Regions from separate parts of the Mus musculus genome. Here regions 2 and 3 are each linked to region 1. A link is a loop called in an ENCODE intact Hi-C map of the cell type or tissue named here. Cell type or tissue: heart. All regions are shown on one strand.

Evidence for each region. A loop is a pair of places that touch in the nucleus more often than their neighbours do. Peaks named below come from ENCODE experiments on the same cell type or tissue, not always from the same donor. Only the 100,000 strongest peaks of a DNase experiment are listed, where the experiment ranks them.
Region 2: a loop joins it to region 1, with 2.1 times the contacts of the local background. A loop is called at or near these places in 3 of 42 quality-filtered maps.
Region 3: a loop joins it to region 1, with 2.5 times the contacts of the local background. A loop is called at or near these places in 2 of 42 quality-filtered maps.

The regions. Positions count from the first base shown.
Region 1 is chr17:62,412,163-62,420,162 of GRCm38, reverse strand. No RefSeq gene overlaps it. Among named protein-coding and RNA genes, the nearest start is that of Gm25800, 41 kb to the left of the region's middle. In heart, no CTCF peak of the experiment used is centred here; DNase peaks (open chromatin) are centred at 4,732 and 7,272.
Region 2 is chr17:62,650,374-62,658,373 of GRCm38, reverse strand. Efna5 (ephrin A5) reads left to right here. Exons shown (of 5, transcript NM_207654.2): 2 at 7,240-7,532. Among named protein-coding and RNA genes, the nearest start is that of Gm52303, 120 kb to the left of the region's middle. In heart, a CTCF peak has its summit at 3,236 (motif pointing right); no DNase peak of the experiment used is centred here; H3K4me3 peaks cover 551 bases.
Region 3 is chr17:62,780,620-62,788,619 of GRCm38, reverse strand. The region is part of intron 1 of Efna5 (ephrin A5); the gene reads left to right. Gm52303 (a long non-coding RNA gene) reads right to left here. Exons shown (of 2, transcript XR_003952355.1): 1 at 4,278-8,000. Gm46583 (a long non-coding RNA gene) reads left to right here. Exons shown (of 2, transcript XR_001782160.2): 2 at 1-8,000. Among named protein-coding and RNA genes, the nearest start is that of Gm46583, 6.0 kb to the left of the region's middle. In heart, a CTCF peak has its summit at 4,491 (motif pointing right); DNase peaks (open chromatin) are centred at 4,459 and 5,419; H3K4me3 peaks cover 958 bases; H3K27ac peaks cover 1,678 bases.

The DNA.
Region 1 (8,000 bases):
TTATTAAAAGGACGTGAAGTTGTGGGTATAGGGAGGTAGGGTGGGTCTGGGACGAGTTAAGATAAGGAGTCTGTGTAAGTATGATAAAATTATCCAAGAATTAATACAATATTTGTTGTTAAATGAGCATGGGGTTCGAAAGCTGGCTCTGAAGTTAAGAGCACAGGCTGTTCTTTCAGCATGGACAGCTTTTCAGCAGCCACATGGTGGTTTGTGACTGTCTGCATCTCCAGGTGTAGGGGATCCTTATACAAATGATGTGAAGAAACAAATGCAGGAAAACACCCAGAAACCACATAAAATAAAAGTAAAAATCAGCAAGAGATAACTAATAAATATATACAAATTTGGAATAACTCTAGAAAAACTACTACAATGAAATATGTAATAATACTCCCTCAGAGCTTTTAGATTTCCTGAGACTTTCTCCTTACACTACCAACCAAGCATCCTTTTGTGATGGATGCGAAAGATCTTGTCCTTTTAGCTATCAAGAGAAATTGCTCACTTTGAGCTTCATGTTCAGAACACGCAGTGCCAGTTAAGAATAACAACCACTTAATTTCAAGCAAATTCTTCCTGTTTTAAAAATGACTTAATTGACATGACAGACTAGGGATGCATTGTTCAATGGCGCAATCCCATGCTGGCCCATTCTTTTTCCTATGGTCTTTATCACTGTTGCACAAGGCTTGACTTGTACAATTTTAACAATGTTCTCAAAACCCATACAGCAATGTAATGAACCCCGAGAAGGCTCTGCTGGCATCAGATGCTGAATAAGCAGACTCCAATTAACGTGGAAGTACTTTGTGAGCCACATCGGTACTCCAGAAACAAATTATATGGGTCGTTATTTTGCATTTTATTCTTTGAGATGAATATAAAGTAACAGATACCCAAGGAATGTCCTGAAATTCTAAAGGATAAATAAAACAGTATCTTATTTTGCTTTTGGATGAAAAGTTCGCCTATTATAATTATAACGTGTAAAGGACATGATACAAAGAGTTCCAGTGCTGCTGATTAAATCTGCAATTATGACTGCAGTAAACCTGACATAAATATGTGAACTCAAACATTATCCACCCAACTTCAGTTTAAAATACAAAGAGACTTTAACAAATGTTCTTAGCTTTATGACAGTCATTTTATGCCTATGGACATTAAAGGTAGAAATATCTTGACTTAGTTTTACTCTTTAAAAGTTAATTGAAAATTATAGATGGATTTTCTCATCATTGGGTGTAAAATAATTTTAAAACTTTCCTAATATTTTCCTTAATTTAACAGGACATTGTACAAGTGGCAAAGATTAGAAAAAGAATCACACTGCATTTCATTTCTTGAATAAAATGAAGACAAATGCAGAAATCATGATTCTACCAGAGTAAACATGCCAGGTAGACTGTAAATTTAAGCTGTCAATAGATTTCTAAAAAATGAATTAAAGGAAAAGCTGAAGGGAAGAAAATGTTACAATAGCGATAGTTTGGGGCCATTAGCTGCTTGAGTGATCAGTACCAGAAATAATAGAGGAGACAAGAAAATTTATTCATAGTGTCTCGAATATTGAAAAGATACTTGATGTCACAGAAATGTTAACTCTTAGGCTTACAAGGCAGCATCTGGCTGTTAATTTTATATGAATGTTAAAAAAGTATGGTTATTTATTTATTTATGTATTTATTTATTTTTGGATCACCCAAAGACATACATTTAAAAAGACACCTATTCTCTTCAGCGTTTGTTTCCACTTCAATAATGGGAACTCTAGCCGTGAATTCAGGAACAGACTGACCCTGTTGGATTTCCAAGGTTATACTGTGTCCATTGCTACAACAAACTATGTCAAAGGAATGATTACAAAATGTGTATTTTGGTAGATGGACATAATAATAGAAAACATTGTATCTTGAGTGGCATTGTACACGATGGAAACTCTGTTAACCTGTTAAGTACAGAGGGTATAGAAACAAAACCAAGTAGGACATTGAAACATTGAAACTGTGAGGAAACACCTTTGGATATTCAAAGGACCATGCAGATGTGTGTGTGTGTGTGTGTGTGTGTGTGTGTGTGTGTGTGTGAGAGAGAGAGAGAGAGAGAGAGAGAGAGAGAGAACTGCTCATATACTGTGGAGGTCTTAATGTCTTTGTTCTGGAAGGAAAGGAAGTTTTCAACCACAGCCACCTTCTCAGCCTCACCGCCCCCCCCCCCCCCCCCCCGTCAGGAAGCCCTTTGGCAGCAGCATAAGCTCTGAGATTCCAGGGCAACATTTGAATGGAGACTTTGGCTATACTTCCCAGCATTTGAATGGAGACTTTGGCTATACTTCCCAGCACATATTGCTCGCTGCAGAAGTCGATGCAGTCGTATGGTTGTCTCTGGGTGGCCATCTGTGGCCGTTCTGCACTGTGTCAGTGCTCACAGGGAGTCTGGAGTTCTTGCATCTTCAGAAGTTAAATGTTCAGACACACCTAATAGAGACAGTCTGCCATTGCTCCTTGGCTAGGCGTGAGGCTACATTGAGGATTGTTGTTCTTGATTTAAAGGACACGTTAGGAGGCTTTCTGCTTGAACAGCCTGAACTAGCCTCGCCGTGCTTCCTCTAGGGAAGTGTCTCTAGCCAACTTCATTCCAGTCTAGGCACTTTGTGTCCCAAACTCTTCACAAGGGCCTATTTTCTAGCCTGGGAAGCACCTACACCTAGGCTGGGCTCATGAGATTCAAGCCTTGGTTTCTGATGAAAACATCTGAAAAGGAGATATATCTTTCATTTGTAACAAAAAATAGAGTAAGAGTTGGGGTTTTAACTGCCGGAAGCCACTTGGTTATACTGTTAGAAAAATTGTCAAAACATTTTGTTTGTCTGAAAGCCAGTTCATAGTGGCTTTTCTATTTTGCAACTGTTTTCCTGACAGAGTGAACGCAGGCCTCTATGAGCTTGGCGTTTGACCTTGCTAATGCCATTAGCAAAGGACAAATGGTGTTTGCTAAAATTCTCAGAGTTTTGCAAAGACTAAGAGACTAATACAGTCAATATATTCTACTAAACTGTTAGACACAGACACTACACTTCATTTTAGCCAAAAGACTTGGAAGCAATAAGAACCAGGGTATTCTATTACCAAGGGTTGACAATGGATAATGGGGTCATCTCTGATCATTACTTTTGGTCAGAGATAGTAGTGACCCAGTATAGACTCGTATAGCCCAGCACTTACCCTCAAGGGCAGGAACCACACATTTATTTTATCTATAGTTTATTCCTGTCACCCAGCAATGTATGGGAAAACAGGAGAGAATAAATTTGGTTGAAGAGTGAACATTGGTGGCACAATACTGAAAGAGTCAACAAGGGGTGTATTTGTATCATCATCTGGCAAAGCTGGTAGTCAGGAGAAAAAGGCCATAAGTAGTCCTTTCACAATGGTGCGATGGCATAGGTGGATAGAACAGTCCACACCTAGAAGTACAGGGCACAGAGGTTTGGGCTCACTCTCTACTGTCAGGCAGAACATCCTTGCTTCTAAGCACGAGTACTTATTTGTTTTCAGTTCTTAGGACATCTAAATGTCTCATGTTTTAATTTATTTTGCCTGTAAAACTGTTAAGTATAGTATCTTATGTGTTGTTATGGAGATTAAATACATTAGTGAGTAGCCTATCTAAACAACCTAAACAACTGCTGTCACTTTTATTCTTTTTACTATTCCTCACATCACCACAAAGATTGCAGATATGTATATATATATATATATATATATATATTTATATTTATATAGAGAGTAAATATATATAATTGCTACACACACACACACACACACACACACACACACGGATTATATTTTTTTTACTTAATTTGCTTGACTTTAGCTCTCAAACCTATGCACATAAGAAATGACAGGGTACTCTACCAGTGCCTGACAAGTACAGAAGTGGATGCTCACAGCCATTTATTGGCTGGAGCACAGGGTCCCCAATGAAGGAGCTAGAGAAAGTACCCAAGGAGCCGAAGGGTTTTGCAGCCCCATAGGAGGAACAACAACATGAACTAACCAGTACCCCCCAGAGCTCCCAGGGACTAAACCACCAACCAAAGAAAACACATGGTGGGACTCATGGCTCTAGCTGCATATGTAGCAGAGGATGGCCTAGTCAGTCATCAATGGGAGGAGAGGCCCTTGGTCCTGTGAAGGTTCTATGCCCCAGTATAGGGGAATGCCAGAGCCAGGAACAGGAGTGGGTGGGTTGGTGAGCAGGGGAGGGGGTAGAGGATAGGGGATTTTCAGAAGGGAAACCAGGAAAGGGGAAAAATTTGAAATGTAAATAAAGAAAATATCTAATTTTTAAAAAAGAAGGAAAAAAAAAGAAAAGAAAAAGAAATGACAGGGTAGAAATTTTTTTTTTGAAAATGTAGAATCCCAGGTTTTGCTTTCAAACATTTTGCTCACCTAAGCCTGGGGTAAGAATAAAGGCTCAGTTTGATATGATTTTCGGATATGCCAGTTCAGGTGAGTGCTGGACATCGTGGGATAGCTGGACTCTGTGGTACATCACTGATTTTAAAACTGCCATGGGCTCTTCAGAATTCCAGATCCTCTCTCGTCCTGGGGCAGTGGTTGGTGAAGTCGGCGACAGAGCAGAGGCCCTGTGTGCACCATCATTTCTATTTGTAGCTGAGTGGAGTTGGCAGCGGGCACAGGTTGGCAGTGGCTTCCAACACACTCCTTGTCAAAGCACACACTGTTTCTGCAGCTGGCATCTATTCCCTGAACATCCCAATTATAACAGTATTACTGAGTCCTGTGACAGTCACACATTTCATCACCTTGGGGGACTGGACAGAACAGGTTTACCATGGCATGAATGCCCTCTTCCCCACTTCCTCTCAGATTCATCATTGCTTAGGAATCTGGTTAGTCTTGCTTGGCAGTGAGGGTTTGCAGTTCCTAATCAGGGATGTTTGAAGCCCAGAACATATCAGAGATTATGTATAAACTGCGGGCTGTAGAACTGCAGGATATGCCTGCTGTAAAACACTAGTTCTTTCTTTCTTTCTTTTTTTTTTTTTGAGGTATTTCCACTATTAAAATTATCACGGTAGTGATGATCACATGCTTTGTGCTCCTCTTCTGTGCCTCCGAGGTATGGTCTTCCCACTGCTGGATGCACATGGCTGACTCTCTCTAATATGATGGAACCGTGGGGTGCTTCTCACACTCCTTGCATAATGGAGGGTTTCGACTCCAGCACAGCCTTTTTCACTTAAGGGAAGTAAGAATGCTTAATGAAATAGATGTTCCATGAGAGTTATGAAATATCTCAGTGTATGATACAAACTCAAAGTACCTTTGCTTAGCAACCTGGTTTTAAAATGTTGAGTAGCAATTGGACACATTGGGACACATATATTGAGAATATCCATCTTTGTAGGTAATTACTGGCAATGTGTCTTGTTAGCTATATTTAATTGAGATATTGAAAAGCACCAGCATTTTTTTTTGTAGTCATCTTGTCATGCTTGTAGGATTAATATGTGTAACCACCACCACCACCACCATTTTCTTTCAGATCAGAATAATTAGTTGGTGTTAGCTACAAGGAAACCGTAATGGTAAAATCTGGACCATCAGACTGACTAAGATCAATATAAATAAGAATTACCAACAAAGCTAAATTGACAATAAAGGTAAACAACCTCAAGGCACAGTAAATCCATGTGTATGAATCCATACTATGAACTTGTTTTCTTTAAGCTTATTGCCCCAGGGAAGGGGGATGCTAGAGGGTTAAGGTGGGGGTGGGTAGGTAGGTAGGTGAGTTCCCTTTTAGAAGTAAAGGGGAGGGTGGATGAAAGGCAGTTTGCAGAGGGGAGTCCAGGAAGGGGGGCAGTATTTGAAATGTAAATAAATAAAATAATCAGTAGAGAAGATGATGGTATCATGGTTGGCAATGAGAGAAATCAAAACTCTGTAAAATAATCTGAGTGCTCTTTCCTTTGTAACTCAGGAGAGATGTAAGTATTTTGAAACAAAAAAATACCTAAAGATTATATACCTTTGATGTAAAGACAGGAACTTAAATCTTCTGAAGGAAGTTCAGAAAAATGAATTATTTTGCTACGAAAGAAATGGAGATCTGTGTTTAAAAAATTGTTTTTATTTGTTATTTTATTTATTCCCCTTCCCAGTTTCCTATCCACAAACACCCAATGCCCCTTCTCCCATGCTTCTATGAGGGTGCTCCCCCATACACCCATCTACTCCTGCCTCAGCACCCTACATTTCCCTATGCTGGATCATGAGCCTCCACAGGACCAAGGGCCTCCCCTCCCATTAATGCCAGATAAGGCATTCCTCTGCTACATATGCAGCTGGAGCCGTGGTCCCCTCCATGTGTACTCTTTGGTTGGTGGTTTAGTCCCTGGGAGCTTGGGAATGTGTGTGTGGGGAAGGTTCCTGTCCTCAAACACACCAGAAGAAGTCATCAGATACCAATACAGATAGATGGTTGTGAGCCACCATGTGGTTGCTGGGAATTGAACTGAGGACCTCAGGAAGAGCAGTCAGTGCTTTTAACCGCTGAGCCACCTCTCCAACCCAAGATGGAAATTTATGGTTAGCAATGTCCTTCCAAACCTAATTCTCTGTCCTCTGGCAGTCATTGTGTCCTCTTGTAGGTGGTCTATGTTCCAGTAAACTATCTTATTTCCATGCACATACAGGCAGCAATAACTGGACTCAGTAGGTTACACAGGGGAGAAATGAAAAGAGGGTATGAAGTTGAGAGGTGAAGTAGGCAGTGATTGGTAGGATTTGGATGAGGGGTGAGGAGGGAGGAGTTATGACCACAACTTAGTGTACAAGTGTATGAACTCCTCAAAGCATAGGTAACATTTAAAATATTGTAAGAAAATCACTATAACAAAGAACATTCTTCCCGATTTTACTTCAGTAAAAGCCAGGGAGAGCAAAAAGTGTCTTAACAAAGTTGTTCCATTTAGACTCTGAGCCGGTGTTATTTAGGGAACTGTTCCCGAGGGAAGGAATTGAGAGAGAGATTTAAAGTGTAATAGCACCTACAGCATTTGCGAATTTGTCTTGTGAGTGGCCGTGCGGGTGTTGGGAAGGTCACAGTGTTGTTCAAGGTCTCTCAACCCAGAAGCCTGTGATTCAGCCTCCTTGTAGATAGCACGGGCCCCTGGGGATCAAGCGATTGCTATGAGAAATTCCCTGTTCTCCAAGTGCCTCCAACGAAGAGGCTAAAATAGATGACAGGGCAGCTTCATCTGGACGTAGGGCCGAAGGAAAGAGCTTTGGAAAGGCTGGCGGCATGCCTGATGGCAGGTAAACTTCCTTTTGGAGGACTGCCACTTGGACATTGAAAAAGGAACATGACTGAAAGTTGCAGTTGGGCAGCCCCAAACCAGGAACCTGTAAAACAATGCCTTGTCTCAAGTCTCAGCCGTGACTATGAAGTCATCTTTGGCTTACACTGGATAGGACCTGTTTTCTTTTTTTGACAGTGATAGAGTTATTTACCATGTAAAGTTTAAATTCCTACTGTGACACATAAGCATAGAACAAACTTAGGCATTTTAACACTTTTAAACATAGAGTTTAGTAATATTAACTTCACTGGCATTGTTCCACTGCCGTCTCCTGAGCTGTTTTATTTCTCTACAGTAGAACTCTCTAGCCACCGAACAATGACTCCTGATCCCCCCCAATAGAGTGTTTCATAATTAATCCTAGTAGGATGCAGTGCATAAGAAGACACGTATTACTAAGCTTTCCAAGAAGGGAAATTTAATTATGATCATTCTACCTTAGAGGAAATGTGTGGCAATCCATCAACTGCAGAAAAGGGTTAATTATGACTACAAGTTCTGGAGTATAAGAGAAAGATGCATCCTAATTTGAAAAAAAAATTAATATTTTTTTAAACAAGAAGCACTCAAACATAAAGAGGTGATTCTGCCTCTCCCTTAGGAC
Region 2 (8,000 bases), 240 kb before region 1:
GCTAACCAAGTCATTCAGTCTGTTCCTCCGACTTTGGCTGTATAAGCTACTTGGTGATTTTTTTTTCTGGACCTACTCTTAGTCAATCTGTATATATGCATCAGGGATTCTGCCCCATGTACTTAAGAGGCCCTAAAACTCCAGATGGCTTAGAGCCTGCTCCCCAGCTTTGTGAGACTCTCCTGGGCAGCAGATGGAGTGAGAAAGAGTCTATTCTGCATTGTAAACGTGACCCACGTTAAGACCACACTGAGTGCCAGATGTTAATTCTTTATTTTTGTTTCAAAATCCCCGTTTGAAAACTATTTGACATGATCTGTGATGTGTCCGCCCTGTTAGGGCTCTGCTTGGTTAACAGGCTGACTTGGCCCCGCTGACATTGACATACTCTGGCTCCCTGCCTCAGGCTTCACTCGGGGCTTAAAAGCAATTAGACTGTCACCCAAAATACCCGGTCCCTTCCTAGAGAAGAGTCTTGTTTAGGTCTTGCCCATTTAATGCTTTGTTTCCTTTGGAGCTCCTCTGTCAAGCTAATAAAACAAAACTCCAAATGAGTTAAAACTCGGGAACAGAGAACATTTTGTGTGTCTTATGTCTGAAGCAGGTGCTGGTCACCGGGAATATAATTTTTCTTTTTTTAAATTTCAGACTAATGTGCCTAATATTAGACTAGCCACAAACTAGAGCTGTTTAAGATTCATACCTACCATTTGGTATGGGTAACTGATATCAGACATGGGACTTTAAAACGCACACACATAGCACTGAGAGAGAAAATCCAAAGTCACAAGTTAGTGTATTGCAATGCTGATGGATTCTTAGTATCCGGCCAGGAATATTGTATCTTATTAATATTACCAACAATTAATGAGAGTGGCCATGCCACAGAGCTCCTCACTAACAAAGCATGCACATCAGTGGATTCTGTTTGGCATTTTCATGAATGGATCAACACAGCCCTTAAATCTGGAAAGCAAATATTTCATCAGCACCTTACACGTCATGGGATGAAAAGGTATACGATGTAGCAGAAGCTGTTAGCACATGTAGCGCATATATATGCAGCTTACTCTGGACTGAATGTCATCTGCAAAAGAGTAAGGAGGACTTGCATATCCCTGAGATGCGCATGGAAGCAAGTTTTTCCTCTGCTTTGTGAGTCACCACTTCTCTCAGAAGAATTGGGAGTTGATGCTGGTACATTGCTGAGCGTGAAAGAGGGACACAGCCCAGTGCTGTCCATTACTACGGTCATCATCAGCTTCAACCCATCTGGTTGTGCTGAAACTATCTACAGGTCAAACGCTGAGAACCTGGTGTGAAAGTGGATTACCAACACACCCCAAAGAGTCCCCCGTTTTAGCCCAGAAGAGAGGGGGAAAGTTTAAAATTAGCAAAACAAATATTTGTTCAGCCCTCGGTGCTGCCACCACCGCCATTTATCTGTGCCAAGTTTCACTTGCTGTTTATATTTCATGCTTTAACCTCTGCAGGAAAAAAGAAAAAAGAACATCTTCAGATTTAGGGTAGGGACCATAAGGCTTGCATTCTGCGCCCCGAGAAAGAGCAGAAGGAGCCAGGGGGAGGCATGTTATGCAACAGGACTGCTGCTCTGCCCATTGCACAGAAGCACAGTAAAACACAGAAGCTTGCGTCTCTGACGGGGGGGGGGGGGGTGGGGGCCCATCAGGTCCTTTTGGGACGAATGAGAAATTCTTCTGGCTAACAGACACATCTTATTCTGTAGTTAGACTTTAAAATCAGAACTAGTGGAATTGAAAGGCAGCCGCTGTAGAGACGTACTTGCTCTAGACTGGGTTTAAAATTCGAGAGGAACCCTGAGCTGATAAATTTGCTTAATCTTCGATCATAAATCATATCCTTCTTTTGCATCTCAGTTCCAGAACATAATCCATTAGGTCGCCCCGTAATTAAGGAAGTGACAGCGCAGTCCTCTTCAAATAGGAATCACCTCCTGACATGTTAAAATACATCTAAAATGTAGTCGTCAGCCATCCGATTGGAGAGAGATAACATTTTCATTGTGGAATTCTTTGAGACACTACCCGAAGCGGGAAAAAGGGTGCCCCGAAGCTCCCTAACTTCTGACGGCACTGTCTCATTTCAATGATGCCGTTTCTGTACTTAGGGAGGGGAACCACTTCACTCAGGAGCCGCCTGATAAAATACCTCACTACGTATTTCCCTGGAAGCAGGCTCTCTGCTGTGCCAGCAACATATGCTAAAGGCCAATTTAGAATGTTTTAAATAGGCACCGTCCCCTTCCTTTTCCAGCTACTAAAATGAAATGCATTTGGGCTCCAGCAAAGGAGGATGGATCGAGAGCGAGCGGGGCATGCTACAGGAGAATGGGGCTGGAGGGATACTGTGCCTCTGCAGCACTGTATCCTAGAGCCCAGGATGCTGCCTGCCTCTTTTTTGTCTCTGTTTGCTCTCTCTTATCTGTCAAGATCCACAACACCGGGGCATATGGTCGAGGAGGAGGAAAGGTCAGTGAGGAAACAGCGCCCACTGACAAACGACAGCTGCGCCAGATCTATTTGCTTTAACAAAGAGTCACCAAAGGACAGGGTTAAGTTAAGAACTCCGCTGATAAAGAACCCAAAATCTCAAGGACTAGATGTTGCAGTACTCAGTGGCCCAGAGTGGAAAAGAAAGTGGTCAATAGGACAGAGATGCTATACCTCAAGCTGACTGGTGCCATACAATGATGCTCCAGTTCATATCTCAGTACACATTTGAGGGCACATTATTGAGAACTCAATGGAGGGACAGTCGTTGTGTCTTGTCTACATTTGATTTGAGTTTTGAGATTCAAGTCATGATTGACTTCTAACTGCACAGGTTAGCTAAGGGAAGAGATATTAACACTGGCTTTAAATTGGTGGTCAGGATTAAATTTGGCCATGTGTTGAAAAGTCAGCAGCCAAATTCTGTGAGACATATCCTCTCAAATGAATTTGGAGGTGTACGTCCCAGGTCTCCCTTCCTTCCTTCCTTGCTTCCATGGTCACTTTGCCTTTCCTTTAACCAGTAGGGTAGCTTCCATTTTCTCTAGCTTCCATCAAGTATATAATTGATAATTTATTATAATTGATAAATTACTCTGGGTATTGGGGATGATTAAAGGGGTTTAAATTTTGTGCTGAATTTTATTCTTTTTTTTTAAAGATTTATTTATTTTATTTATATGAGTTACACTGTTGCTGTCTTCAGACACACCAGTAGAGGGCATCGGATCTGTGAGCTACCATGTGGTTGCGGGGAATTGAACTCAGGACCTCTGGAAGAGCAGTCAGTGCTCTTAACCGCTGAGCCATCTCTCCAGCTCCAAATCTTATTCTTAGTCAAATGAAATGGACCTTTTGTGATACAGCTGACATCAATCCTCAACCAACCTACTGCTCCATTTTGCTAGATGTGTGAAATATATCTCTGCTGTAGAATATTATTGTATGTTGTGTAGAACAACGAGCTGCCACGTTGTTCGACACAACATACAATACAGCCTGCTCCCAGGGAGGAACAGGGGTCATCTTTCTAGATGTGTGAGATGTTTCTGGCTCCTGAGATGTTTACACTGTGAGAACAGTTACGACGGTGTTTTCTGCAGATGAAATCTCCTTACTAAGTCTGTTGAGTGTTCATGCTACTGTGCTATGAACCGGAGATAATTTAGTGGAAGAAGAACGACTGCGGTCTTATGGGTGGGCTGCCAGATAGTATAGTTCCTAACCAGATACAAGGATCTCAAAGGCCACTGCGGGACACAGTGGTAAAATTAGAGGAAGTAAAAAAAAAAGAGGAGACATTTGCAGGGAAAGTTCTAGACCATTGGCTAACCTGTTAACGAGGTGGCTAGGTGCCCCGGGGCATCTGTAAATATTGGCATGCAAAGTCTTTCTAGAATCTTTCTAGATGTGTATTTCTGCTTTGATGTGAGCTCAAGCTCAGGAAAGCTGTTTCCTGGTGGAGAAAGATCCCTTTATGTGAATGGCTGCTGGGCCTGAGAGTGCTTCTTTCTGGGAAAGACGAGAATGTGCAGGAGTTAAGGGCTTCCCCTCAGCTGCTGGCTTAGGATTTTGGAGTCAAGTGAGTAGGCAGGGAGGAGAAGCAGGGCTTGACTTCTATTGGTAGCACCGTGAAGTGAACTGGTACCCACACTTCTAAGAGGCTGCCATTGTAAGAAGGGAAGCTGCTGTAACTGTGGAGCTGTCCCACTGTGAGGCCCTCGTGGTTACAAAGATGCTTCAGAACATGTATGACTTGGGTTCTGATTTTAGCCCCACTACCTATATACTGTGAAACATGAAGCTAAGAGGATAATGTCCTCTCTGGATGTTGCCCCTGATTGTTAATGTAAACATGTTCTAACTACTCATTCTAGTTGTTTTGAGTATTTCATAGTATATGTATCTCATAGATGTAGAACACACGCAAATCTCGAGGACAGCAAATGCTTGTTATGTCAGTGAATGGAAAAGAGGACTGGAACCCCAACAAGAATTGTCTCTCTAGGGACTGTGAAGCAGACCTATGGACATGGCGTTAGCAATTTAATCTCTTAGGAAATGCTAGCTCCCAGGTCACTTTCCCCTCTACCTTTTACTAGCTAGGAAATTGGGTATGTCATGTGATTCCCTAAACTCCGTTTCTTTGCCTTTGAATGGATATAACAACAGTGGGGATCCTGTGGTGCTGTGATGAATGTTAACTGAAATAATGAATGTCACACAGAGAGTGCTCAGTGTTAAGTCATGCTCGTGAGTTTCTTCCCAGTGAGAAAGCCATGACCACTTTGTATCCAATCGGGAGGGCTTGGTATAAAATAAGGATATCTCATGCTGTCTTTCTCTTTTATACTTGAGCACATTATACAATAACTTTCATGTATTTCAGTTAGTAATTGTTTGTGTATACACACACACACGCACATCTTATTCTTTGACATGCAGTAGTAGACAAACTTGTGCAAATGAAAGATTTGTAACCAGACAGACAAGCCTATAATCCTATCACGCAGGAGGCAGACACAAGAGGTTTAGGAGTTCAAGGCCATTCTTGGCAACAGAGCAGATTCTAGCATAGCCTCAGCCACCTAACACCCTTGTCTGAAAAGACAGACAAGCAAGGAACTGAAGCAGAAGTGTGAATTGACTATGATAGATTATTGTCTTCGGATATTGATCGGAGAGTAGGAATATTAGTCTGTAGAAGAATCACATGTTTAAAATAGAACCCTCAGTAATGTAAGCATCTCACATAAAAGCACACTATCCCCTGAAGGGAATACCAGTCAACCCAGTGTGGAGTGGGTTTTCAGTTCCATAGTTTTGCTTCCTTAAGATTCTAGTAACATGGACAGGGACAAAGATGGAAAAGATGAACTGAGCCTGAAATAATAATAGTAATAATAATAATAACAACAACGTGACAACGTGGTTTTTAATTGTAGAATAACAGAATTACAGAATAAAGGAATAACAGGGTGTGCCCAGGTAGCTACAGTTTTCATTTTCAATTTAAGCACTTTCACATGCTAGTCAAGCTAGCATGAATGACACTTAGGGAGAGGAAAAAAAACTTCCCCCTTGAATGTCTTTAAAATCTGTAATAATAATATAATAGTATAAAGTGCATCTGGGCATCGCCTTCTGCTGCAGTTCTTGTCTGGCGTTCGTCCAATGCTGTCAGGCTACTCTTGAGTGGTGATGATTCATAGCCCAGCACCTTTTATCTGAACACTGCAATGTCTTTTCTTTGTACTTAAGCAGTGATGTTACCTTGATGTTCAGAAATCTTTTAAAAGCAAGTCTTCCCTTGTGTCTTGACAAATCATTGTCCACCAGTAATGAAGAAGAGGGAAATGCGCGAGCATTCTAAACACAAAGAAATAAACACGTATGGCGTATGGCTCTCTTTGCAAGAAGTGGCCCACGAGAGAGGATTCTCATTGAAATGCAGATCCTCTGATGAAACCTCAGGGTTTTCTTCCTATGCCTCCTCCTCCTCCTCCTCCTCCTCCTCCTCCTCCTCCTCTGAGACTTGAGGGTCCTTGGGAGGCCAGCAGGACAGATTCTCATTGTTATCCTATCTTATTCATTGGGAAACTGAGGCTCTGGATGATGTATGACGTCATCAGATCCGAGTCTTAAAGCCAGTTCTGCCCACTCAATGAGTAGAACCATCACTTTCCCCTTTAAACAATGCTGTCTCTCCAAAGGGAATCTTTGTCAGAGAGTATTTAGCATTGAGGAGAAAAGTAGTCTTATTTCTCCCAGGTTGAACATTAGTTCCTAAGTGCTGAAAGTCTCATGAGTGGGTCCTACATTTTAAGAACTCATTGGGAAACTGGGGGGCGTGGGAGGATCCTGGAATGAGAAGGAGTCTGGGAATCATCCCAGAGATAACCAAAGGGACGAGGATTTTCACGTGTGGGGAAAGCGAAAGGAGAATCCAGAGACTGCTGACATCTCGGAATGTTTTATAGACTACCTTGCAGAAGAAGAATTAGATTCGCCCTTTGTAACTCCAGGCAGCAGAAGTCGGATCAGTGGGTAGGAATTACACAGAAGCAGATTTATGCTCAATACAGGAAGAAAGTTTCTAACATTTAGAGATGTCCAAAAATGGAATTGACCCGCTCATCATCACTGGGAAGTGTTCATGTGAGACTGACTGTCCGGCATGAAGATTATGGCACTTTATGAGTGTTGTATTTCAGCAGGAACACAGTTTTATGGTGAACCTTTCTGAGGGCTTAGGGAAGAATTTCCTCAGGAGCTAAAAACAAAAGCTTTTTTTTTTTTTTTTTTTTTTTTTTTTTTGTATGCTTTCCTGCCGCCATGACTTTAGGCTGAGAAAGATTTACCCATATGATTCCTGATTCCCACTTCAGTATGTCCTGTGAAATACATTTCAGCTGTTTGGAAGAAGTCATTAATTAAAACAGAGAAGCCATAGTTTTATAAAGTTAAACTGAAGCGGGATTTGGTACTCGCAGGGGTGATGTGTGTGTGTGTGTGTGTGTGTGTGTGTGTGTGTATGTATGTATGTATGTAAAATGTTTCAAATCAGGCTATAAATCCTAAGCGTTCAGTGAAGACTTTTCATACAAAATGTTTGATCTCCAAAGTTATTGAAGGATACAAGTGTAGATTCCGAGCAGAAACACCTCCCGGTATGAATTACCGTGTTCTTTCCTTCTGTTTCCAACAGATTCCAGAGGGGTGACTACCACATTGATGTCTGTATCAATGACTACCTGGATGTTTTCTGCCCTCACTATGAGGACTCTGTCCCAGAAGACAAGACTGAGCGCTACGTCCTGTACATGGTGAATTTTGATGGGTACAGTGCCTGCGACCACACGTCCAAAGGGTTCAAGAGATGGGAATGTAACCGGCCTCACTCCCCAAACGGACCGCTGAAGTTCTCGGAAAAATTCCAGCTCTTCACTCCCTTTTCTTTAGGATTTGAATTCAGGCCAGGCCGAGAGTATTTCTACATCTGTGAGTACCTGGAGATTTATTACGTTGTGGGGCAGCTGCAAAACTCTTGACTGATTTCTTCTTCTTTTTTTTAAACCTGTGTTTTGGAGAATTGCACAGCTGGACTCTGTGTTACAGATGTCTCCTTGTGAACACATACATCATGATCCCTAGATACATTAGCTGGGAATTGAGAGCCCAAATTAGATTAAAGCAACGGCACCTCTTCCTCTATGAAACCCCGTGTCAGCCTGTGCAGTGAACCACTGCCGACATTTATTTCTTTTAAATGAAAATTGCCAGGACTATTTTTCTTTTTTTAAATCTTGGAGAAAGGGGAAAAAAAAAAGATTCCTGGAAATAAAAAAAAACTGAAGGAAATAATTAAATTTACATAACTTGGAGTCATTGCTTTCTTATTCAGGTGTCAGCAACATCCTTTCTTTCAGCCAGGCACAGTTTAAGTGGAGAAAGGCCTAGCTCCTGCAA
Region 3 (8,000 bases), 370 kb before region 1:
ATTTTATCCTACCTTCCTAACAACAGCAACTGTTTTCCTGGGGTTTGGAAGGAGGAGGCTCAGGGTATTTGGGGGAGTTCTCTGGCTATGTTCTCTCATCACCCTGGCGGAAAGAATTTGGAAGTTAAAAATTGTTAGTCTTTTTAAACAGCCATTTTATTTCCCCCTCACGAGCCTGTTCCAGATATGCTAGGTAGACAACATTAAACTGGTTGAGTTGTGCCACCCAGCCTTTGTTCTTATTGGTCAGTTTATGGAAAAGCACTCGAATTACTCTTTCTCTAAGACAATGAAAAGAAATGTCAACGTGGCTCCTGATGATGGAATTTTTAGATGTAATTGTTTTCTATTTAGCATGTTTCAGAATTGATTTTTACGAATAGGGCTGCAGATTAACCTTTCTGTAACAGACTGGAAAAATGATCACTTGAAAACAGGGTGCCCCCTAATAGCGTTCTTTGTGGCAATCAGGGATAATCTGCTTGTGGGCAGTCATGTTATTAGCTCATTTCCTTAAGCTGTTTCTGAAACTCGTTATCTGATTGCCATGATGGTCCCAGCTATTGGGTTGGAGTACAGTCCCTTCACATGTAACTTTTTGTTTTTGTTTTTGTTTTTGTGTTTTTGCTTAAAGTAATTATGATAATGGTAATGGAAGAGATATTTCTGTGAGTACACAGTAGTGAGACTACAAGACAAGAAAATAGCCATTTGGAAGAACTCAGTTTTGAACTCTGCCAATGTGTTTAGAGAACTGTGTGCTTTGCCTAGATGAGATCTGGGCTGTCACCATTAATGGCATCCTTGGGTGAGTGTTTTATACGACCATTAAATTACTGTTTGTCCAGCATTTCCTCCTTTAGGAAATGAAGTGGTGTGCAGAAAATAAATTAAATAAATCCTCTCCCCTCCTTTTTATGGCCTTTGTGGTTTCCACAAAAACTTTTATTTCTGGGGACCTCAAAGTATATTTGCTGTTGGCAAATGTTAATGTTCTCTTACCTAAGTGATTTTAGAAGCTAATGGAAACCCGTTCTGTTAAACAGATAGAAGGACCTGTAATCTCTTCCCTCTTAGTATCTGCAGTAGTTTCTAAAGTTTTCATTTCCTGGGAGGATGGATGCAGACTTCTTGGAAAGAGGGACCTTATTCTGCCCGATTTGTTTTTACTGTGCATGGTGTTTCTGCAGTAGTTTATTTTGTAGCTTTCAGGATTATCAGCTGTCCAGACTATCTTGTCAGCAAAGAAAAAAATAGAAGAAATTCCAGACAAAGCCTCCCCATTTTCCATTTTCATCTGTGAAGAGTTTGGTAGACATATTAAGAAGTAACAAAGAATATCTAAGCAGCCCTGTACTAATTGGTGCTGCAACAATGTTTTTAATGGGTTCCCGTGGTTCTTAGAGAGGAGGTCCTTCATGCGGATACCCTGTATCCCCGTGGCCACAGAGGAATCCAAGCATCAGGGAGGGTATCCACTTAACCTGCTTGGGTCAGTCTGTTTATCAATATGCTATTTCCCTAATTATTCAAAGATTCCGTCCTGTGTGATATGGGAAGAATGTTTTATTTTTTCCTTCATGTTAAGAACTGGTTTTCATCTCTCAGATCTCTTTGATTATCCACCTGTTATGTTTCTTCCTTCAGAAGAAAACTAAAGAAAAGTTCAATTATATTATTTTGCATTACACTGGAAGATCGAGTGTAAAGGGGGACATTGTGTGATGTCAGGAAATGGTTCTTCATGTTAGCGGAGTAATTGCCCTCTGCTGTGGCTTTGTACCCCGGGATACAGGGTGCCCTTCAACGCCCTCAGTGATGATGGGCATAAAACAAATTGCGAGCGGTGTGTGTAGTGAATGTAGTGTGACTGCATTTTTTAATGTGTAAGTAGGCTTAGGTTTTTATCCTCCTTATCTTAAGCCCCCGTCAAGATCAAACTCACTCGAGCATTCACATCCACAATTGAATCTCACCAGCTTTTTTTCTTTAAGTTAACATCAGTTCAAACTCTCCCTACTGCTTCTGTCAATAGATCTTTTAAAGGCAGGCATTAGAGTTAAGTTTGCCTTTAGTGTTTTCCCCCCACACTGCATAACGTTGAGCCCAAGGGCTTCTTTTAATAGGCATTAGTTAAGGCCTAGAATTGGGTAGACATTTGTGAAGGAGACTTGAAGTTTGGAACAGAATTGGTCTTTATAGCTTTTCCATGGGGGGAAATCTTCTTAGGAGAATAAAGGCTGCCTGCTAATCTGCTACCATCTGGAGAATGAAGAAGCCAGAGGTTGTTGGCACCAGGTCACATCCCTTATGTAAACTGTCAAATTCTTTTCATATTAATGGCATATTGAGTTTAATCTGAGGGGTATCAGACAGAGCTTATTTATTGATACTCTCTCTCTCTCTCTCTCTCTCTCTCTCTCTCTCTCCTCTTGCTGACATAGTTTCTAAGTATTGTTACAATATGAGAGTATTGTAACACAGTGTAGCTTAAAAAAAAAAAAACCAGAACAAGGTTGGCTTCCTGAGAGATGGCGGACTTCCCTTGTGCTAGCACATGGCTTACTGTTGTGATGTTTGCAGAGGTGAATAACCTTCTCCACGGCTTGTCCAGCTGATAGCCACTGTACTTACCCCACATTTGAAATAAAGAGAGGCTGATTCTGGCTTTCCTAGAGAATGCATGTGTGAACATGGATGTGCAGTTTGGAGCCTTTGGACACGTGGAGCAACTGAAGTCATCCCAAGTCTTATGGGGGTCATCTACTGTCTAAGTGGTAACCAGTAAAAGTTCTTTGCATTTGAACATAATTATGAGAACCTCTGGCTTCCTGTAGACACAGGGTCAGGTAAACTACAGGTGTCTTGATAACTCTATTCAGAGAAGAATTATTCCCCAAACGGGTACAGATTGATCGGGTTCATTGTAAAATTGCTCAGTTCCCCCCTCTTATAAATAAAAATCAGCCCACATTGTCATTCTCACAGCTTTTGGTAGGTAAACATTTCCCTCATCAAGCTATTCCTGGGGATGCCTGCCTACAGGACCAGCTAAGGCAAGAGGTGAATAAAATACACTCTTGAATTAAATATTGTCCCACATCGGACATGGGGACAAAAACACACCTGACGGTCAGCAAGCGTTCTTCGAACTAGCACATACAAGGATAACTATAAACTGTTTCATTTGGGTAGTCTTCCACTTGCAGAAGAAACACAAAGAACTGAAAACTAAAAATTTCAGCAAACTGGATCCAATAAAGAGCAAACAACCCGTTTCGATGTATGGCAGTGTCTTTAAAATTCAGAAATAAGGGATCCCCCCCCCACCCCCCCCACCCCCGGTCCTGTATTCCATGGGCGTTTCTTCTTACCCCTTGGTTTCGTATGTAAACTAGAAAATGAAAACCAGACCCAGTGACCCAAAGGGGATGAAGCATGTTTGTTTTGTCTATTATATTTCTCTGCTCACGCCTAGATGCCTTGCATCCCTGTCCCCCGTGTTTGAAGTCGAGAGCTGGGAACAGACATGAGATTGAGGTCCCAGGGGGAAGCCAAGTTCAGCCTGAGCTGGTGAACTCTCGGAGACTAAGGGCATATAACTCCGAGCTAAAGACGCTCAAGTATGACGTTTCTGTCAGGAGTGCAGAGACCCGTGTGCCTCCACAAACAGGTTTTCTTTGTGGTAGTCTGAACCAGCTGAGCGCCGTGGCAATTTTCCTTGAGTAACTAGTTCCAATGGACGACAGCGAGTTTAAACACGAGCCCCAGATTACAAAGTGTTTTCTGCCCAAAGTGTTTTGCTGGAATTTTTTTTGGGGGGGGGGAGACGACGGGGGGGGGTAGTGTGCCAATATTGTGAAACATTAGCAGGGTTTTGTAAGAGGCCAAACATAGGACAAAATAGGTGAGAGGGGAAAGCGGAGACACTGGAAGAGCAGCTCATGAAAAAATGTCTGTGCACCTAGTAGCTCGCAAAGAAATAGGGGGTAAGTGGGGGATGGCGTGGGAACACAAGGCTGATTTTAGGTCACTCGCTGGCAAGGTGTTCTGTCTACTGTTCGAATGGGTTTTAATCCTAGGCTGCTGTGTCATGTGCTTGGGACCTTAAGTAATTACTATTAAGAATGTCACAATAAACCGGAGCCATTAGAAGGATAGTGGAGATTTAGTCCCATAGTCAAGCGCTATAAACATGTGAGTGTAATTTAGGAATCCTTTCTGCGGCTGGGCCCCATAAAATGGCCTCTTTCCTCCCTGGCTTTCCAACGTCTCACCTGCAAAGCAGTAATCAGCGTAGTCATTCTTTCCAGCCGCCTTGTAATTTATCTGACTGCAGAGAACCGTGACGGAGGTAGATTGTGGTTGGGGCGGTGACCCGCACCTTTTGCTCTTTTTGTGTGCTTTGCGAGGGACTCGCCCATCTAACCCTGCCGGATTCTCTGTGCTGTGCAAGCAATTCTGCCTTCTCTGGAGAGAGACCAAGAGGCGGAGTTCAGAGTGGCGGCCAGCAGGGGGCGCCCTTGCCAGATAAGAACAGTTTTTTTTTTTTTTTTCTTCCCCCAATACCAACATAGCACAAACATCACACAGTCGCTATCCTGTCCTTTTAAATTAATTTGGCTCAAGATTGGCCCCCAGAAACATTTTGCTTTGTGTTCCCAGCTCCCGGGCCACACCTGTCTGACAAGTTCTTCCACATCACTGTTTCCAGCTTCCATCACCTTAGCTGCCAAATGGTCACCTTTTACTTAGAAACTGGAGAGTGGTTTTTTTTCTCTCTTTCTATATCACAGGTCAAGCTGAAGGGCACAGTCACCTGCAGGGAATGGGACCAAGTATGTTCACTGAGCATTTTGCTGTTTTACATGAGCTCACCAAGAAAGAATGTCTCTACGAGGGAAGGAAAAACCTGTTTCCTTAGAGTGGCCCACAGCTTGTTTTCTCTTGTCAGGGTGATAGCTCTTTGGTTCCTGCCAGTGGGTATACACTGGGAAAGGTGGGAAAAGATCCTGAAAATTCCAGGGGTGGGCGATTCTTCTAGCTGGGAGGACAGTGTCTGATTCCTAAGGGTGACTCAGTACAGTAATTCTGACAGTCTAAACAGCACGCACACACACAAATACATGAGTGTGAATGTGTGGTAGATGACAGTCTATCAGGGTGGTGACTAGAGGAAGCATTTTGTTTCTTAAAAGCTTGGCTTCCATGAACTTGGTGCTGGACCTTTATTGGATAAAGTCCTCCCACCCAGCCAGACAGCCAGACGTCTGCACAGGAAGAGTTCCCAGTGCACACCAGGGCCTGTTACCACAATCTAATGCTTTATCGGGAGAGCCTTTTCTCGACTGCCCGAGCCACTAGGATCCTGTGCCCTCTGCTCTGCTGGAGGACGAGCTGCCCTGACACTAGAACGACTGCCACTCTGGCTGAGGTGAGGTGGAGGGCAGAACCTGCAGCAGGGGATGCTGTACTCTGCTTCAGGCTCTGAGCCCTCCTCTGCTCCCCATCCTCTGAGGCTGGCTCCAGTTTTCAGCTAGTCCTCAGGCAGCCGTGATTCGCAAATCACTGCTTCCTGTTACACATTCTAAAAGGGAAAGAACACAAGGACCTTGAGAGCAGGTACTTAGCGCCGAGGCAGCAAGGTGAACTCATTGAGTCTCGGGTAGCTTTCAGGAGTCTGTGCGCAGTGAGTTTGTTCAGATGTTTAGTAGTTGGCAGTTATTTGAGGACATGACGTTTTCTTGCTTTTCAGCCCCTTGCAAGTCTTTAACCATTTCAGCTATCTAAAGAGAGAGTCACAACTCCTTTATCTGTTGGTTCTAGTTTGCTCATGTAAATGGCCTGGTTAAGGTAGTCACACATGTGCAAAATAAGGCCTCAGAATTAGTTTACTAAAAAAAAAAAAAAAAAAGAATGGCATTTATTTTCTGTCCCGGCACCCTGCTACTAACAGAGTCATTTAATGCCTGCTTCTCAAGCTCTTCTTCATTTTAGAAGTCATCTTTAGATGATGTCTTTCCCTAAGCCTCATTGTTCATGAGTTATATTGTGAATCCATTTGGACACTGACCAGGAACTTGGTATAATTGCTCACACACAAGTAAAAGCTTTCTCTGTGTATTAATTAGTTGATATAAGGGATTAAGATGGTTACAGGAAAGGCCTTGCTGCTTCCCCGGGAATAGTTAGGCCAGGTGGGTGCCAAGGCTTTGTCCGATCCCATTTGCTCAGCAGGTTCCCTTGATGAAGGCACAGAACATGTACAGCAGCGGGACTCCATGAGGCAGGAAAACACAGGGTCTTTTGGATTCACTGTTTCTGTTGATATGAAATGTGGAGTATTAATCAAGACTAATTACAAGCACTGAGTTTAGAACAAACTGGAGGGCAGCTCAGGGCATGGTTATATCTGTAATCATGGGCTGTAAGGTACCAGGATAATTACTAGAAATTAGAGGTCCTTCAGTTTTGGGTCTTCTCAAAAATACAGGAAGAGTTTCTCTCCCCTACCAGGAGCTGGGCCTCTGCTCTGAACTTGTGTTAAACAGATACAACATCTTTGAAATATGCCTTACACACACTGTGTCAAAATTTAGAAGTTATAGAAAGAATCCAGATAGTTCTAGCCTATCCTTCTCCTCTTTTGAACTTGAAATAAAAGTTGGAATATATTTGGTTGGGGTAGAATTTAATAGTTCAGTGCCCTTTACTCAAAGACTGTTTCGTGGAATATTATATTTTTTTAAAAAGAAAATATCTACAGTCTTTTATATGAATAAGTTTACCATCACGTCTTTTATTTGAAAAACAGTAGTGTGTAATTGTTTCACAGTGTGGGTTTCAGACTGTAGCTGCCATTTCTGTGGTGGCCCCTGTGTTTTTAGAGGAACCTCCACATGCCTTTAATCCCAACACTTGGGAGGCAGAGGCAGAGGCAGAGGCAGAGGCAGAGGCAGAGGCAGAGGCAGAGGCAGAGGCAGAGGCAGAGGCAGAGGCAGAGGCAGAGGCAGAGGCAGGCAGATTTCTGAGTTCAAGGCCAGCCTTGGTCTACAGAGTGAGTTCCAGGACAGCCAGGGCTACACAGAGAAACACTGTCTCGAAAAACCAAAAAAAAAAAAAAAAAAAAAAAAATAATAATAGTAAGAGGAGCCTTCTAAAAAGCCACCTGCAAGAAGAGGAAGTAAGGGGGTGGGGAGAGAAGAGAAGGGGAGGGAAGGGGTTCATCTCAAGTGTAGGAAGCTCCGCAGCCAGGTTGCCTGCAGTCTGTTGCAGGTCTGTGTAGGTCTGTGTAGGTCTGCAGTCCGTCCTAACCGCACTAATGTCTGTGCTTAGAGAAGAAGCACAAAACTCTTGGCCCTGGCCCCACTTCTGCCCTCAAGGACAGGACCCCTGGCTCTTGTGGCTGTCGTCTTGTGTTCACGACAGCTGCTGTCTAATTTGCCAGGAGGTTTTTATGAGAAGTTCTTAAAGGAAATGTCATTTCTGTTAACTTCAATGGAGTTGGCTTTGGCTGTGAGCAGTCGGAGCTCTGACTTATATGTGCACTTGGGCCCAGACTGGCATTAAGTGGATGAGCAGAGACTTAAAGGTACATATGTACCACCCTCATGCTGGCACGAAACACAGTGGCATGCTTTATGAGTGTGTGTGTGTGCGTGTGTGTGTGTGTGTGTGTGTGTGTGTGTGTGTGCACACGCACATGTGCTCATGCTTAAGCTTAGAGAAAGGACTAGGTCAGTAGGCTGCAGGGAATTGTGGGAGAACTAGCAATTTTTATGACATCCTCTTTTGTCTTGACATGTCTAGAAACAGGTGGATTTATAAGAACACAGAGGGCTTATACTAATTTTATAAAAGTGAAGGGCTTTACATCTAAGATACACTCAATTTGTTTACTTGCGTGTGCGTTTGCTTGCTTGTTATTTGTGGTGCTGCAGGTTGAGCCCAGGTTCTTGAACTTGCTGTGTAAGTATACCATTTCTTCACTAGGCTCCAAG